Regions from separate parts of the Mus musculus genome. Here region 2 is linked to region 1. Evidence: chromatin loops called from intact Hi-C (ENCODE). Cell type or tissue: heart. All regions are shown on one strand. Each heading gives the region's core, and the rest is flanking DNA. Links, peaks and the distances in the headings are about the cores only.

The links. A loop is a pair of places that touch in the nucleus more often than their neighbours do. Peaks named below come from ENCODE experiments on the same cell type or tissue, not always from the same donor. Only the 100,000 strongest peaks of a DNase experiment are listed, where the experiment ranks them.
Region 2: a loop joins it to region 1, with 6 times the contacts of the local background. A loop is called at or near these places in 32 of 42 quality-filtered maps.

Annotation. Positions count from the first base shown.
Region 1 is chr4:148,111,707-148,120,030 of GRCm38, forward strand. Draxin (dorsal inhibitory axon guidance protein) reads right to left here. Exons shown (of 7, transcript NM_027426.3): 2 at 3,853-4,294; 3 at 1,006-1,199. The coding sequence starts at 4,285. Among named protein-coding and RNA genes, the nearest start is that of Draxin, 15 kb to the right of the region's middle. In heart, for the core only: CTCF peaks have their summits at 3,216, 3,999 (motif pointing right), 5,132 (motif pointing right), 5,915 (motif pointing left) and 1 weaker place; DNase peaks (open chromatin) are centred at 3,225 and 4,055; H3K4me3 peaks cover 1,058 bases; H3K27ac peaks cover 618 bases; H3K27me3 peaks cover 2,025 bases.
Region 2 is chr4:148,165,316-148,173,639 of GRCm38, forward strand. Fbxo2 (F-box protein 2) reads left to right here. Exons shown (of 6, transcript NM_176848.1): 5 at 329-458; 6 at 650-1,102. The coding sequence ends at 784. Among named protein-coding and RNA genes, the nearest start is that of Fbxo2, 8.8 kb to the left of the region's middle. In heart, for the core only: CTCF peaks have their summits at 1,944 (motif pointing left) and 3,168 (motif pointing right); DNase peaks (open chromatin) are centred at 1,256 and 1,826; H3K4me3 peaks cover 528 bases; H3K27me3 peaks cover 6,671 bases.

The DNA of each region.
Region 1 (8,324 bases), core at 110-8,109:
TTCTTTCCACTTTCTTTTTCAGAGTTGGGGAGTAGATAAGTCAACCCCCCAACTGACTATGCCATTCTAGATCTGTTTTTTAAAATGATTTATTTATTTATTTATTTATTTATTTATTTATTTATTTATTTATTATATGAGTACACTGTCACTGTCTTCAGACACACCAGAAGAGGGCATCAGATCTCATTACAGATGGTTGTGAGCATTGCTGGGAATTGAACTCAGGACCCCTAGATGAGCAGTCAGTGCTCTTAACATCTGAGCCATCTCTTTAGTCCCTAGATCTGGGCTTTAAATCACCGTGGCTGCTTTCTGTACTCTTCCAGACTTTAAACGTCCTCCACAACAGTCCCACCTCTGTGTGTGCAGAGAACAGCATGCTGAGATGGAATTGGCTTCCTGGTTGTCCCCAGCCCGAGCCCCAACCATGTTGTCTGGGTGCTGGCAGCCCCTCTACAGACAGACTACCTGGTGGAGTCAGAGATTAACGGTGTTCACTACCACCCCGCTGTGCCTCAGTTTACCTAAGTGGAACAGGAGGTGAATCAATTCAAGCAGCTGGGCACACCTGTGAGGGACTTCTCCTGACTGGATGGTTGAAGCAGGAAGCCCCACCTCAAGTGTGGGCCACGCCTTCTTGAGGTAGCCTCCAAGAAAGGACAGGGAAGGAGGAAGCGTTTGCTTTTTTTGCCTGCTTGCCCTGACTCTCGCTGGCAAGTTCATCTATCCTGCTGCTGAGGCATTCCTTTGCTGGTCTTAGAACCTGCTCCTTCAGAATCCAACATAGCCCAAAATCCCCTGAGCTAGCCAGCCTTGGAGTCTTGCCTTTCCATCGGGAGACAGCTGCTTTTGGACTAGCCGGACCACAGCCTGTAAGCCACTCTAATAAATCCCTAGATATTTACATTCACACTATCACTCTGTTCATCTAGGGAACCCTGACAGGCAGCTTGCATGAGGCTTAAAGGCGTGTTCAGATTCAAGGCCTCGTGGGGCCCCTACCTGGGGCCGCAAGGACGTGACAGGCAGGATCCGGGACTCTTCTGTAGTAGGCGTGGCACCGTCTGTCATGGTCAGGAAGAACATGGTGGGGGCCAGGCTAGTGGAAGACTCCTCCATGGTACCCTCCAGCATCCGGTCTTCAGAGGGTTCCACCTTCTTCATGAGGGAGCTGGGGCCACGGATGGCAGCTCGGCCTGAGACAAGGCAAGCACAGGCTGACCCACCTGCTGTTCGGTGTCTACCTACAGGGCATCCTGTCTTCTCTGCTGTGCCACCCCACTGTGTACTGTGTAAGCCAAGGGCTGCTGGGCATCATGAGCCCTTGATCTACCCATCATCCTTGCTGTCTACCCTGCTAGAGACCTGTCATTGGGGAGGGGTCGGTGTGTGAACAGAGGATTCTCCACTAGAAGCTACATTCTAGTAAGTCTGGATTCAGGATGCCTGAGGTTGGCCAGTTACATAAAATCATAGAAGACTTCCTGGAGGAGGTGAGGTTTATGGAGGTTGAAGACACTGCTTGGGGAGAAGCCTTTGAGGTAGCTGGGAGGAGAGCCACTGCTTACACACACACACACGCACACGTACACACATACTCATGTACACATGCATGCACACGCATGTGCTTCTTGATATTGCACCTGGCATGCTGGGTCCCCAGTGAACCCCTCCATGATAATGACTTCATCTAACTTCCCCAGGGACTCTTGAGAAGTAGTTGCTGCTCTGCTCATGAACAGGGGAGGAGCCTGAGCCAGAGAGGTTAGGCAGTTTCGCCAAGGACAAACAGCTCGTGCCTGGCAGAGCGTGGATTTGAACCTCAGTCCTGAGTGCAAACCTGATGCTTTTAACTCCTGGGGCCATCTTGAAAGACACCTGGGTGTGGGATACTGACAGTGGCAGGGAACAACACAGGGTCAGCAGAGGGTCACAAGCAATGGGACCAGGACAGAGGCTGGAGGAGTTGCAGAAATGAACCCCAGTCAATCTGAGGTTTCCCAAATGCTGATAAACTGGCCTGGCCTGGCCTGTGGACTTCACCTGCCCTCTGCCACCATGTCACCATCCCTCAGGACATCCCTGCCGTTTCACTGAAGCCATCACTTCGTGGAAACTATGGGCCCCATGTGAGTCCTCAAGGCATCAACATCTTCTAAACTGGCAGAGGGGATCTCGAGAATGGGAGGGCATGTGTTGCCACGTAGGGGTCTCAGTCGACCTGGCAGGGAGGCAGTTCCTGCCCTACTCCACTCCTGTTGCTATCCACAGGAGAAGCAGGCTGAGGCTGCTCCAGTTTCTTCTTAGAGAAATAATACCCTGTGAACCCCACCAACCCATCTGTGGCGTTGTTGTTCTGCCCCTACAGGCAGTCACAGGTGGCCTGTGCAGGCTCAGGGCCAGGTGAGGCTGGGCAGAGGCCCGCTGGCTGGTGAGTCTCAGGTTTGCTGGAGACTGTTCGTTTGGGCCTGGGTGACCGCAGGAGCACAGGGAATGGAGGCAGAGAGTGTGTTAAGGAAGGTTGAACACAGGCAGACATGGGACGGTGACTTCTCTCTCTCAGGACACTGAAGTTTATGTCTTTGATGCGCCCGAGGACCCAGGGCTTGGTCTTGGGGCTGGAGAGATGATGCAGCAGTTAAGAGACGTCCTGCTCTTGCAGAGGGCCTGAGTTCAATTCCTAGCACCCATGTCAGGCGGCTCACAACTTTGTTTAACTCCAGCTCCTGGGGGTCTGATGACTGTGGCCTCTGGTGGCACCCATACTCACATACACATACACCACCCCACCTCCACACACACATACACATAATTAAAAATAAAAATAAATCTTAAAAAAAAACAAAAACAAAGAAAAACTTGGCTCTCCAGCCAGTGGCTCTCCATGGAAACAGTAGGGCCCTCTGGGAGATGAGGCCTAGCAGAGGAAACTTGAGTCATCAGGGTGTCTTTGAAGGAGATATGGGGACCCAGATGTTCCTGCGCTGTCTCTTCCTTCCTCCCCCTTCTCCTCTCTCATCCCTCCTCTCTGTGTCTATCTGTCTTTCTCTCTCTTCCTCCTCCTTCTCTGGGCCGCTGGGCACCATGAGGTGTCAGTTCTAGGCTTCTTCTATGATGCTTTGTCTCACAACCAAGCAACTGCAGGCTGGACGTCCTGCATTCCCCATCCCAAGTCAACCTCTCTCCTGCTTTGTGCCGCATCTCCCAGTGATCGCCACACGGTGTCGCTGGTGTTCAGGGTTGGAGGATGCCGACTGGGGAGCCAAGGGTTTAGTAGCAGTTTCCCTAGGCTTTGTGAGCATCAGCTCCCTCTTGCACTAAGGTTGGGTGGCATCTTTGCAGCAGGACAAAGCGAGGCTTAGGAAGGGGACTCGCTCAAGGCACAAACTCGCTAGTAGCGGAGTCAGACACGGGTCTCAGCAGATCTGGCTTTAGAGCGCAAGCTCTCCACCCAGACTCTGCTCCAGAGCTCACTAAAGGATGTGCTAGGAGGAAGACTCCAGCCGTTCTGTCTGTACGCAGGGAAGCTGTGAGTAGGGTGGATTTAGGTCAGATGCAAGGTGACTGATTGCCTAAGGGAGCAGAACTTCTATGTCAGTTTCCTCTCTTTCACCCCTGTCTCTCTCCCAGGTCTCTCCCTTAGCCTTTCCCTGCCTGCCAGGCCACTCTGACTTCAGGAAGATGCCTCCCCTCTTCTGGGTACCCCTTCTGCCCTAGGTGGAGACCTCTGAATGGTCTCTTCGGGGCGCGGGGGCTTAACACGCAGACTTTACGACCACTTCCTGCTCTTGGCACTGGATTAGAGCCTTCTCCCGTGTAGTTCCCTCCTCCCCCCAGGTCTCCAGCTACCTCGGTGCAGTCGCAGACGGTCCCTGCGTCTCTTGTGTTCTCTGCCACGTTTCTTCACCCTCTCCCAAGCGGGAGACCGGGCCTCCTTCTCGGGGTAGGGCAAAGTCAGCCCCAGAAGCAGCTCCTTATTCTGCAGAAGGCCAGCAGGGGGCTGTCCGAGTGTCATCTGGGAAGCCTGCTTGGTAGCAGTGACCACAGCCCCCTCCTGGGCCCGGCTAGGCCTTCCTGGGCCCCTGTCTTTCTTCCCCAGGCCCCGACGGCCATGATGGCTTGCCTGGGACACCCACAGTGCAGAGCTGGGGAGGTGGGAGTGGGTCTCCGGCAGGTTCCGGGCAGAGGATCCAGATGCAAGGGTGCCTGCCGTGTGGAGCTCTGGAAACAGCAGGAGGATCAGGAACAGCGTGGGGACCCTGAGGACGGGGCACCCTGCCATTGGCTCTCCCTGAAAGAAAACCAGCATCATGAGTGCTGTACACAGCCCCCCCACCCCCCCACCCCCACACACATACACGACATCCCCTCCCAAGGCTCCATATCTGCATCCCATCATCCAAAATGCTTTCCCCTCGTGGGTGGAGGAGACTCGGCTCCCTGTACACATTTCTGATTTTAACTTTTAAAATGTTTTTTGGATTATATTCTTTAATATTTATTTATCTTATGGATATGAGCACACTGTAGCTGTACAGATGATTGTAAGCCTTTACGTGGTTGTTGGGAATTGAATTTTAGGAACTCTGCTCGCTCTGGCCCAAAGATTTATTTATTATTATACATAAGTACACTGTAGCTGTCTTCAGACACACCAGAAGAGGGCGTCAGATCTCATTACGGATGGTTGTGAGCCACCATGTGGTTGCTGGGATTTGAACTGAGGACCTTTGGAAGAGCAGTCAGTGCTCTTACCCACTGAGCCATCTCACCAGCCCCTGGACTGTTGTTGTTAATTGAGGTTTTATGTTGGTTTTGAGACAGTCTCGTGTAGCCCGTGTAGCCCGGAATAGCAGGAGGAGAACTGTTCCTCCCGCCTCCATCCCTCAAGCATCAGAATTGCAGGCATGAACCACCGTGCCCAGCTTCTTCCCTTTTGGGGGAAGATTAAAAAATTCATTCGCTTACATACATTTATTTGTTATGTATGGTGTGTGTGCATGCAGAAGTCAGTTCTCTCCGTGGGTCAAGTACCACACTCCAGCTTCACAGCAAATTCCTTTACCTATTTTTTTCTCTCTTTTTAAATTGTTAATGATGTCACGTAAATGCAATACCTGGGGAGGCCAGAAGAGGGCACTGGATCCCCTGGAGCTGGGTTCTGAGCAGCCTGATATGGATGGGTGCTGGGAACCAAATTCAGGTCTTTTACAAGAGCGTCAAACAACAAGCACTCTTAACCTAAGAGAACCATCTCTCCAGCTTCTGTTCCCCTCCTTGAGACAAGGTCTTTCTGTGTGGACCTAGAACTTGTTATATAGGCAAGGCTGGTCTCAAACTCACAGAGATTCACCTTCCTCTGCCTCCTGAGTACTGGGATTGAAGGAATACAGCACCACATCTGGCTCTTTCTTTCTTTCTTTCTTTCTTTCTTTCTTTCTTTCTTTCTTTCTTTCTTTCTGTCTGTCTGTCTGTCTGTCTGTCTGTCTGTCTTTCTTTCTTCCTTTAAACCATATTATTATTATTATTATTATTATTATTATTATTATTATTATTTTGAGACAGGATCATGCCGGCCTTGAATTCATGCTGCTCCATCTGCTTCAGGATCCTGCATGCTGGGATGATAGGTGTGAATCACCAAGTGCTGCTGCGGTCATTTCAACATGTCAAAACGGGGTGATGTGAACGATTTCTGATAGGAGGAGGCCAAGAGAGCAGGTGGGCACACCCACACCACGATTCAGAGTTCGGTTCCTCCACAAAGGATAGTCCTTACAGGGCTGGGAAGATGGCTCAGTGGTTAAGGACACTTGCTGCTTTGTTCTCAGCACCCACATGGCCATTCACAACCATCTATAATTCCAGTTCTGAAGAGCTATCGCCCTCTTCTGGTCTCCTTGGGTACTGCATGCACACAGTGCCCAGACACACATGCAGGCAAAACAGCCATACACATAAAATAAAATAAAAATTTTAAATCACCTGAGGCTGAGGATCTTTGGCTTCCAGACTAGTCTAGATGTCCTTTCTCTGCCTTTGCCCTTAGCCAAGCCCTCTGAGACACAGCTGAGCTTCTTAGAGCCCAGAACATACCCCTTGCTGCTGAGATTTGACCTGTATCTCACATCCAGAAACTGGAGTGCTCTATTTCCTTAGCACCTCTCTATGGTGACTCCTGTCATTTCCCCCATATTCCTGATGTAGGAGACAGTTGCAGGATGGTGAGTTACACCTTATGAGCAAGTGTCTGCCCTCTGGGCCTCATGTGGCTGTCCAGAGTGGCTTAGCTCTGTCATTGTCCCTATTATCCACTCTCCCCACCTTTGATAGAATCTCATGGTGCCCAGGTTGGAACCCATTATATAATGAAAGGAGACTTGGAATCTCTGCTTCTCTTGCCTGCCTGCCTCTGCCTCTATAGTGCTAGGATGACAAGCATGCATCTGTTTGTCAGTTCCCATGAGCTTTGAGAGTCTCCAGAGGTTCCGGCATTGTCCCATGGAGCTGAGGGCTTTGGGAATGGCTGTGCAGAAATGACTCTGACCATCCCCCCTCTGCCACATACACACAGAGTAGAGCAAGCCAACCTGTTCTCGTACCCATCTTAGGCAAAGCAGAGCCTCTTGGAGATTCAGTGCCCAAGCATGAGGCTGAGCCCAGTGGGTCCAGAGGACTGTTTCAGAGGGCCTGGATGTAGCGGGTGGATGGGACATGTCTGCCAGTCCCTGAGGACCCTCCTGCCTGTAGCAATCGTATCCACCCCAGCTTCACTGCCCTGGCCAGGCTCATACCAGGTCAGCTGGCTGATTGAATTTTTATGGCACAGGATTCCATTAGGGTCCCCAAGGTGCTGATACCACCATTTCTTTGTGATTTGTGGCTTTATAATTAGGTCTGGAAGATTCCCTGGTTCCCAGCATCCCTCACTCTAGCTGGCCCAGCTTCTGAAGCCCTCAGGACCACCTCAGTCAGGCTGGTCTTTAACAACTGGAAGCAGGGGCTGCCATGCCCAGCCTTGGAGTCACCACCTCGCTGACCCACAAGGCTAAGAAAGAACCACATTTCTCTCCACGCTCCTCTTCACCTGGGGCCCTGGGCTCCTCTCAGAGCCACTGACTAGATGAATGTCACCAGATCTCCTGGCTTCCTGTTTCCTCTGCTATCTTGAGATCAAGACCTGAGGTGCTTTGAAGCCAGCTTGCTGTCCCCATGGAGTCACAAAGTCAGTGACCCTCAGAGCTTCCCTATCAGCCTGGGTGTGGTCTTGGAGAACAGCTCTTCCCTTGCAGAATCAAGTGAGAAAGCCCATCCCCTGTCTCAGGATGCTTGATCACATTGTGAACCCTAAAATTAGAAACTGGAAAAAACTTTGTCATGGTGTGGCTAAGCCTAACACTCACCTTTAATCCAAAGAGCTTTCTGTAAACAGGAGTTAAATAAAGTCAACGATAGGTCAAGAGGAAGTGGACATAGGAAGTAGAAAAGGAGGGATATTGAGTTGAAGGTATTTAAGGCAGGTGGCATGGTAAGGAGAAAGAGCTTTTTCCTACTGGGAAATAGATGGAGTGGGGAAGTTAGTTGGGTGCGTTCTCTGCCTCTCTCAGCTAACAGGCTTTCACCACAGCAGCCAGCTCCTGAGTCTTCATTGATTTTTGTTTTAAAACAACATCCACCATCAAGGCTGGGAAGATAGTTTGATAGAGAGATTTCCTAGCATGTACAACACCCCCCCCCATGTTTGATCCTCAGCCCTGCATAGACTGGTGTGTAGTGGTGCACACCTGTAATCCCAGGACTCAGGTGGTAGAGACAGGAGGTTCAGGAGTTTGAGGCCATCCTTGGTTATGTAGGGAGTTGGTGGGGGAGGGGGCAGAGAAAGGGGAGAGAGAGAGAGAGCTCTTTTAAAGAGAAATTAATGGGGGCTAGCGAGATGGCTCAGCACTGACTGCTCTTCTGAAGGTCCTGAGTTCAAATCCCAACAACCACATGGTAGCTCACAACCACCTGTAATGAGATCTGACGCCCTCTGCTGGTGCGTCTGAAGACAGCTACAGTGTACTTATGTATAATAATAAATAAACCTTTGGACTGGAGCAAGCAGGGACTGAGGGAGCAGAGTTGACCGGCGCGAGCAGGGCTGACCTACCAGAGCAAGTGGGACTCACCGGCGCGAGCAGAGGTCCTAAAATTCAATTCCCAACAACCACATAAAGGTTCACAACCATCTGTACAGCTATAGTGTACTCATATACATAAAATAAATAAATACATCTTTTTAAAAAGAGAGAGAGAGAGATTAAAAAACAGGGCCTAAGAGA
Region 2 (8,324 bases), core at 1-8,000, 54 kb after region 1:
TGTTTAAAAGGCAAGAATACTACTAATAAATTAAGGCTTGCTTACCCCCTTCATGTACACACACACACACACACACACACACACACATTTGTGTCCCTCCTAGGATGGCTTTGGTTCCAAGGTTGGGTCTGGTTCACTTTGAGTTTGGCTGGGGGGTGGGGTGGGGGGACCCAGTCTCCTCTGTGGACGAAGTTTCTTTATATGTGAAATGGGGACACTGCTGGGGGGGGGTGCACTTGCCCGGCAGGGATGCTGGGATAGGCAGAAGAGATCTCTGGCAGAGTGAGGCTCTCAGCAGGTGAGGTCTGTGTCTCCCACTCCCCTGCAGGTACTCGGGTCGCACTGATGCGGGCAGCCTGTATGAGCTCACTGTGAGGCTGCTGTCGGAGAACGAAGATGTGCTGGCGGAGTTCGCTACAGGACAGGTGGCTGTGCCAGAGGACGGCAGTTGGATGGAGGTGATCCCGATGGGCCGAGGGGGCAGGGTGGGGATATCCCGGGTAGAGCTTGTGGAAACTCCGTCCCCGGCTTGTGGAGCCTGTGCAAGTAGAGCCCACAATTAGAGCTGGGGTCAGGCTGCTGCGCTCAAGTGGGACGGCAAGGACAGCCTTAGACCCCTGAGGCTGACGTGCTATCCTTTCACCCCCAGATCTCCCACACCTTCATCGACTACGGGCCAGGTGTCCGCTTTGTCCGCTTCGAGCACGGAGGGCAGGACTCGGTCTACTGGAAGGGCTGGTTCGGGGCCCGGGTGACCAACAGTAGCGTGTGGGTGGAACCCTGAACGACCTCCCCTACCCCCACCATCCGCCCTCTAAGGCAGAATTCTGGGGTAGAAAGGCCTTAATTTAGTTGGTAGCATCCTCACCTGCCTCGCCCACGCCTTGCACCTGCCTCTCTCCCGCCCCTTCCTTCAGTCTGGTCCCGAGGAAAGAAGGACATGTTGCTTTACTGTAGGATGGCTTTCATTTGCATCTCCACGGGCAGTCGCTTCTAGAATGTACGATCCGAGGGGGTATGGGGCTGCTGCTGGATCCCGCGCTCCTAGCATTGTGCCTGCCTCAAAGTGGGCACTCAATAAATATTTGTCCAAAGAACGCAACAATGGACGCACAGATGAATGGACATCTCCACCACCCCATCGTGCTCCGTCTCCCCAGGGCCCCTGGCCCGGCCTGGAAAAGTACTTGGTGGCCGTCCAGCTGCTCGGGTTTCCAGGGGCTCTTGGGTTGGTGTGGGGCCAGCTGGGCCTGGGCAGGCCAGCGGACAAAGGCTTGGATTGTGAGTCTGAGGAGGGGCTGGCTGAGCCTGGCGCCTGAGGACATCCAAGCTGCCCAGAATCCACAACAGGGCTTGGTAAAGGAGTGTGGGGTGCCTGCCCAACAGGCTCCGTTGGCCCAGTAGTTAGGCTGTGTCTTGCTGCGTTGTTCCTATCCCTCTCTGGAGCAGTTTGGCAGTGACGCCACCAGGTCTGGATAGCATTCTCTTGGGCTTAGAGATGAAGGCTGTGGAGTGGCGCGCGCACACACACACACACACACACACACGCACACACACGCACACGCGCACGCGCACACGCGCGCGCGCACACACACACGCGCGCGCGCACACACACACGCGCGTACACACACACAGAGAAGAATAATCTTGGCTACTCTTTTTATTCATCCCTGCTTTATGCTAGCCTTCCTGGCTGGGCCAGGATTGGTTTTATCTACAAGCTGCCTTTCTGTGCCATGCTTGGGGTAGGCCGTGGGGAGGGTGTGTTAGGCTGTAGGTTAGGCTACTTGCTTTCTGGCATCTCAGCTCCTTCCCAGAATGCTCCATGGCTGACTGGGGGTGAGGAGAGGTCTTGTCACTGTTGTCCTAATAGAGCCACTGTGACCCCCCCCCCCCACCCCCAGCTCTGCCTTCATCTTTTAGTCTGTGGTTTGGTGCCACCTGCTGGTGAGGTGGGACAGCCGCCTGAGCTGGGACTTGCCTTAGTTCCTTGACCCTTCTGTCTAATTGCTTCTAAGTCTCTGTCTTGGGTCTTCCGGGACTACGTGTGTGTGTGTGTGTGTGTGTGTGTGTGTGTGTGTGTGTGTGTGTGTGTGTGTGTGACCCGTTCTGGTGCCCATAAAAGAAAAAGCATCAGATCGCCTGCCTTTGGAATTCTAGGTGGTTGTGAGCCTGACATAGTGCTGGGATTTGAATGTGGCTCCTCTGGGAGAACAGCAAGTGCTCTTAACCTCCACGCCATCTCCACTCCAAACTCCCCAGCTCCCCCGTTCACCCCAGTCCTTTCTAAGGGGACTCCGAGTCTGAGGGGAGGGCAAGGTCCCACCCACCTTAATTGCTAATCATAAGAGGAGCGACTGGTGGCCTCGGGCCTAGCGTAATGGAAGGGAGCATAAACTCGTGAGCTTGGGTTGTAATGAATGTTAGGTAAGGTAGAGCTTTAGGGCAAAGGACTGCAATATGTGTGTGGAGCCTACCTGGCTCAGAAGAGGGAGCCCAGAGCACTGAGGCTGTCCTTTCAGGCCAAAAAAATTAAAAAAAAAAAATAAAAGAAAGAAAAAGGCTTCTCAAGGGTCAGGAACCCACCTAAGAGACCCAAGGAGTTGGCTGAAGTGTGGCGTGACAGTTAAATTCAGTAGTTCTGGGAGACCATCTGGTTGACAGAGACGTGGCGGTCAGGAGGTTGTGTTGCTCAGGGAGGTGAAGTGTGAGTTCTTGGGCATCCCAGTGGGTGCTTGTTGTCCACTCAGATGTGAACAGGGATTGTCACCACCCTTCCCTAACATGAAACAGAATAAGATGGCAAGTGGCACCCGGAATCAACATAGCAATACAGTCAGTCTGCATTGGGGTACTGTGATCCACGTTCATTCTTTTTTTTTTTTTTTAAGGTTTATTTATTTATTATATGTAAGTACATTGTAGCTGTCTTCAGACACTCCAGAAGAGGGAGTCAGATCTCGTTACGGATGGTTGTGAGCCACCATGTGGTTGCTGGGATTTGAACTCTGGACCTTGGAAGAGCAGTCGGGTGCTCTTACCCACTGAGCCATCTCACCAGCCCCCACGTTCATTCTTAACCCTCAACTGGGCTGAGCCCACCACCCTGGAGGCATCGAGGAGGAGCTGAGGTCAGCGTTCCTCAAGGAAAATTCCACGTGTCAGCCAGCAGGTGGCAGCCAAGGGCTCTCTCTCTCTCTTAGGGCAACAAGTTGAATATGCATTGCTACTGAATATGAGTTGAATGTGACTTCCTACTACATGTCAGGAAGAGATCACAGTTAGTCAGCCTCTGCTGGCGTTCACACTGTAGAGGGAGAAACATGACTAACAAACAATCAAATGAAGCCAGCGGCCAACATGAGGTGACACTCTCCCTACTCAGTGGGCGCCCATTAAGAACTGTGCTGGAGGCAGAGGCAGGTGGATCTCCATGAGTTTAAGACCAATGTGGTCTCTACATAGTGAGCTCTAGGCCAGCCATAGTTACACAATAAGACCCGGTCTCAAAACAAAACAAAACAAAACAGAAAACCACAACCCTCTCCCCCAGAAAACCCCAAATCAAATATAGTAGCAAGAAAGGATAAAAACTATCTTAAATATCAATTTTTATTTCTTGTATGTATATGTGTATGTGCATATGTCTCTCTGTGTGTAGCCACATGGGTGCGGATGCCCGAGGAGAGCACCCTATCCCTTGGAGTGGACGTTACCATTCGTTGTGAGCCTCCTGGTGTGGGTTCTGGAAACTGAACGAGTCCTCTGAAAAGAACAGCAAGTGCTCTTAGGTGCTGAGCCATCTCTCCAGTCCCTGTTCTCTCTCTCTCTCTCTCTCTCCCCTTCCCTCCCTCCCTCCTTCCCTCTCTCTCCCTTTCTCTTTCTTTCTTTCTTTCTTTCTTTCTTTCTTTCTTTCTTTCTTTCTTTCTTTCTTTCTTCCTTTCTTCCTTCCTTCCTTCCTTCCTTCCTTTCTTTCTTTCTTTCTTTCTTTCTTTCTTTCTTTCTTTCTTTCTTTCTTTCTTTCTTTCTTTCTTTCTTTCTTTCTTTCGAGTGAGACAAAGCATAGACAAGGCAGGCAATTTCCCTGAGGTCACACAGTCCTCTAGTCCTTCATAGAAGTGGGATTCTAGCCAGCTACTCAGGGACCTGGTCTCCACAGCAGCGCCAACAAAGGAGTACTGAGGGTGACCGGGTTGCTCGGCCAAGGGCATCAGGAAGGATCTCTGTGAAGGGACCTTTGAAGACGATGAGGAGGCCCCAGCTATACAGAGGTCTGGGACAACACCACCACACGGGCAGCCAAAGCAAAGGCCCTGGGCTGGGAATGAACCTACCTACAGCAGGAATGCAGCCAGCATGCCTGGAGCAGTGGGGACACAGCTTGCCGCTTGCCGTGAGCTTAGAGATGCAGATGCTAACCCAGAGAGTCTCCCCAGGACGCGCTGCGCACTGTGCTACATGGTGTGACATGAGCTTCCGCTAGGGACAGGAAGTTTCTGGGAACCGGGGATTAGATAGCAGCAGTTTACAGACTTGCCCGTGGAACCACATTTCCAGAGAACACTGGGTGACCGGACGGTAGCAGTGACGACGGTGTGGTCACCGCAGTGTCTTGCAGCGGCAACAGGCTCAGGCTGAGGACTCCTGTGCTGGTTTTCATTGTTAAGAGCTCACGTTCAGGCTGGGTGGTGGCGCTCGCCTTGAACCTCAGCAACACCCGGGAGGCAGAGGCAGGCAGATCGCTGTGAGTTCCGGGCCAGCCTGCTCTACAAAGCGAGCCCAGGACAGCCAGGGTTCTGTTACCCAGAGAAACCCTGTCTCCAACCCGCCTCTCCAGAAGAGCCCAGGTTCATCCTACCTGCTCACCAGCCGTTTCAGGGAGAGCTGCGTCCTCAGGCAGGGCGCCCTGCTTTGCTTGCCTTCTCCTTTTCTTCCCATCAGGACCCCCAGGCTGTGGAATGGCGCCGCCATCCCACATTCAGGGTGGATCTATCCACCTCATTTAACCCAATCAAGAAACCTCTCACAGACAAGCCCAGAGACTTGTCTCCTCCACTATTGTAGGAGCTGTTAACTAGTCATAGGTGGGAGAGGCTGGTTGCTCATGAGGATATCGGAAGTGGCTTCCAGCTCAGGGATGAGCTAAGTCATTACGGTTCAGGATCAGACATGGGATCCTACTGGAGCCAGAGCAAGGATGAGCTGGGGGCTGAAATGGACATGACATGGAAGGTGACTTCAGGGTTCTAGCATGGGTCATACCCCCAGGCAGATTGAATGAGCACCAGGGGTGCCAAGACAGTTTTAATTAAGGTGTCATAGGATGTAAATGGATTTTCTTGTATTTTCCTGGTGATTATCTCTGTTTAGCAGCTTTGTAATGGAAAGATCGCTTTTTAATTAATGTGTATGGGTGTTTTGCCTGCATGTATGTATGTCAAAGAAGACCCAAAGAGGGCATTGGATGCCCTAGAGCTGGAGTTACAGATGGTTGTGAGCCACAATGTGGATGCTGAGAACTGAACCCAGATCCTCTGGAAGAACAATCAGTGCTCTTAGTCTCAGATCTATCTTTCCAGATTCTCTTTCTTTTCTAATTTGTCTTGTAAATAGATTTGAGAAGGGAGCAAGGGGCAGTTCCTCTTGTGACCACCAGATGGCAGCATCATCAAGGCGGTTCTCAGCTTGGCGGCCTCAGACCTGAGATTTGAATCCAAAGCCCAACCAGGCTCCTTGCTGAGGGCTCAGTGCCCATCCCCAGGGTCTTTGAAGAGGCTCAGCCTTGGGGTCTCTCCATGCAACTTGTCTTTTGTTGTTTTGACACAGACTTTCAAGTATCCCAGGCTGGCCTGAGGCTGACATTGAATGTCTGCTTCTCCTGCCTCTGCTCTTTGGTCCTGGAATTGCAGGTGTGTACCACCATGCTTGGTTTAGGTTCAGGCCTGAACCTACAGGGGGTTGGAGGTGGTCTTTAGATCTGGGGTGCTCCTGCACCCCAGCAGAGCCCTGGGCCTTCTTCAAGCCCCCTCGGCTGAAGAAAGCTTAGGATACCCAGACAGATCCTATTTCATCTCCTAGTGAGTCCACTGTCCCCCCCCCCCTTCCCCCAAATTAAACCTAATCTTGTGTTGACTCTGCTGAGCAGGGAGAATAATGCAGGAGATTAAGACAAGATGGTATTCAGTCTCCTCCAACAAAAGCCAATTAATTGCTGGTAGGATTATCTCGCTGAGTTAAAGCTGCTGTCAGCTCGGCAGACAACTAGGGTGCTTCAGCTCAGGTCTGTGCTGACACAGCAGCAGGAGAGATTCAGGGAGATATTAGGAAGAACTGTCTGGGTGGGGAAGGGGGTGTGAGGATGGTGGAAGCAGCCATGCGGTGATGTGGTCAGATGGGGAGCTCTGTGGAGTCCCCCATTTCCAAATGTGTATCCTGCCTTTGCCTCCTGAGGCCAAGCCACCTGATCACCTCCATCCCAGGCCACCTGGGACCTTTCTCTGCTTTTTGGGCCACCTCCCATCAGTGAATGTGGGGTCAACCTCCTCCTCTCCCCTGACTCCCCTTCTTTCCTTTTCTTCCAGGAGTCAGGAGACACACATGTCTAGGGACAAGAACACACATTTAGTTTAGGCCTGTAATCTCAGCTACTGGGAAAGCCGAGACAAGAGAATAGAAAGTTCTAGGCCAGCCTGGGCTACAGAGTGAGTTCATCTCTAGCCTGGGCTAGAGAATGAGGGCAATTAGGCAAACTCAGTCTCAAAAATAAGAAATGAAAAGAGGACTGGTGATACAGGTCAGAGATAGAACACTTGTCCAACATATGGGGGGGGGGCTCTGGGTTTCACCCCCAGCACAGAGGGAAGAAAAGGAGTGGGGGTTTGCAAACTGACACACTAGGGTCTCCCCTGGATTTGCCGCTTCTCTTTATAGAAATAAAGGTGCAATCTGGATCCTGAGGGTCCTGCCCTGATGTTGCTCAGGCTAACCTGCCCAGGGCACACCACACACTGTGGGCTGCAGGAGGAGAATGGGGTGGGGAAGGAGCTGTCCCCACTCATGGGTTTCCCATACTACCTGTCTGAGTTGCTGTCCACTTCCCTACACAGCCCTCCCAGAGTGCTAACCTTTGTCACCCTGAGTGTACAGAAAGAAGCTGGTGTTCAAAGAGTTCCCCCTACCCCACTCCCCCTCACACTGTACCCTGTAGAGCCACAGGGGTCCAGGGCCCCCCAAGGTACATATCCTTCCCTCAGGGCTGTGGTACATTTTTTTAAAAGATTTATTTATTTATTTATTATATGTAAGTACACTGTAGCTGTCTTCAGACACTCCAGAAGAGGGAGTCAGATCTCGTTACGGATGGTTGTGAGTCACCATGTGGTTGCTGGGATATGAACTCCGGACCATTGGAAGAGCAGTCGGGTGCTCTTACCCACTGAGCCATCTCACCAGCCCGGTACATGTCTTATAGATGGATGAAGCCCTGTTTTCGGCAGATGGGAGGCTGTGGCAGACACACTGTGCTGGTCAGTGGGATGCGTGGCTCCCCTCTCCTTCCACTCTGTGGGAAGCCCAGTACCCTATCCATCGGAGAGCACAGCTTCATTGACTTTGATCTCTGAGTCATTGGTATTTTCCGAACACAACAAAAATGTCCCTGAAGTGCAGTGTGAAGTCCAGGATGTGTCGCAGCTGTGTGCCCGGTGTGCTAAGCACCGTTCATCTCTGGTTGCAATGCACTAGGTCATTCCATCTGGAGGCTCAGAGAGGGACAGCCTGGATCTGTGTCACACAGCACACAGCAGGGTGCTGGACCCTGTGGATGCCAGTCCCGCAGAGCAGGGGGGAATCGTGCAGAGCCCAAGGGGTTTCCTGAACCCAACAGTGCTTCCTACACTGGGCCTGGCCTGGGGGGATGCACCTGCACCCAAGCTCTTATTAAGCCCCTTCTGTATGCCAGACACCTTGTTATGCTTCCAGGAGACAACAGTGACCCAAAGGGGCCTCATCCTGGAAGCTCAGACAGTGTGAGAGACAGACTTTTTTTTGGAAAGGGGGAAATTGCCCACTCTGTGACTCATCACCTCTGTCATAGACAGGTGTGGAACAGTGAAGGAGCTGTGAGGGAACAGTCTCTTTAGTTTGGATGGCCAGTCAGGGAGGGCTTCCTGGAGGAGAAGGCGAGTGGACCCTTAGCCTCTGAACAGGGACAAAGAACTTCCATGTTAGGGGACATGGGCTCCCTGGCCCTTCCTGACCCATTAGTGTTCTATGGTGGGACAGGGACGCTCGTGGATTTTCTTCTGTCCTTAGATGGTGATTGA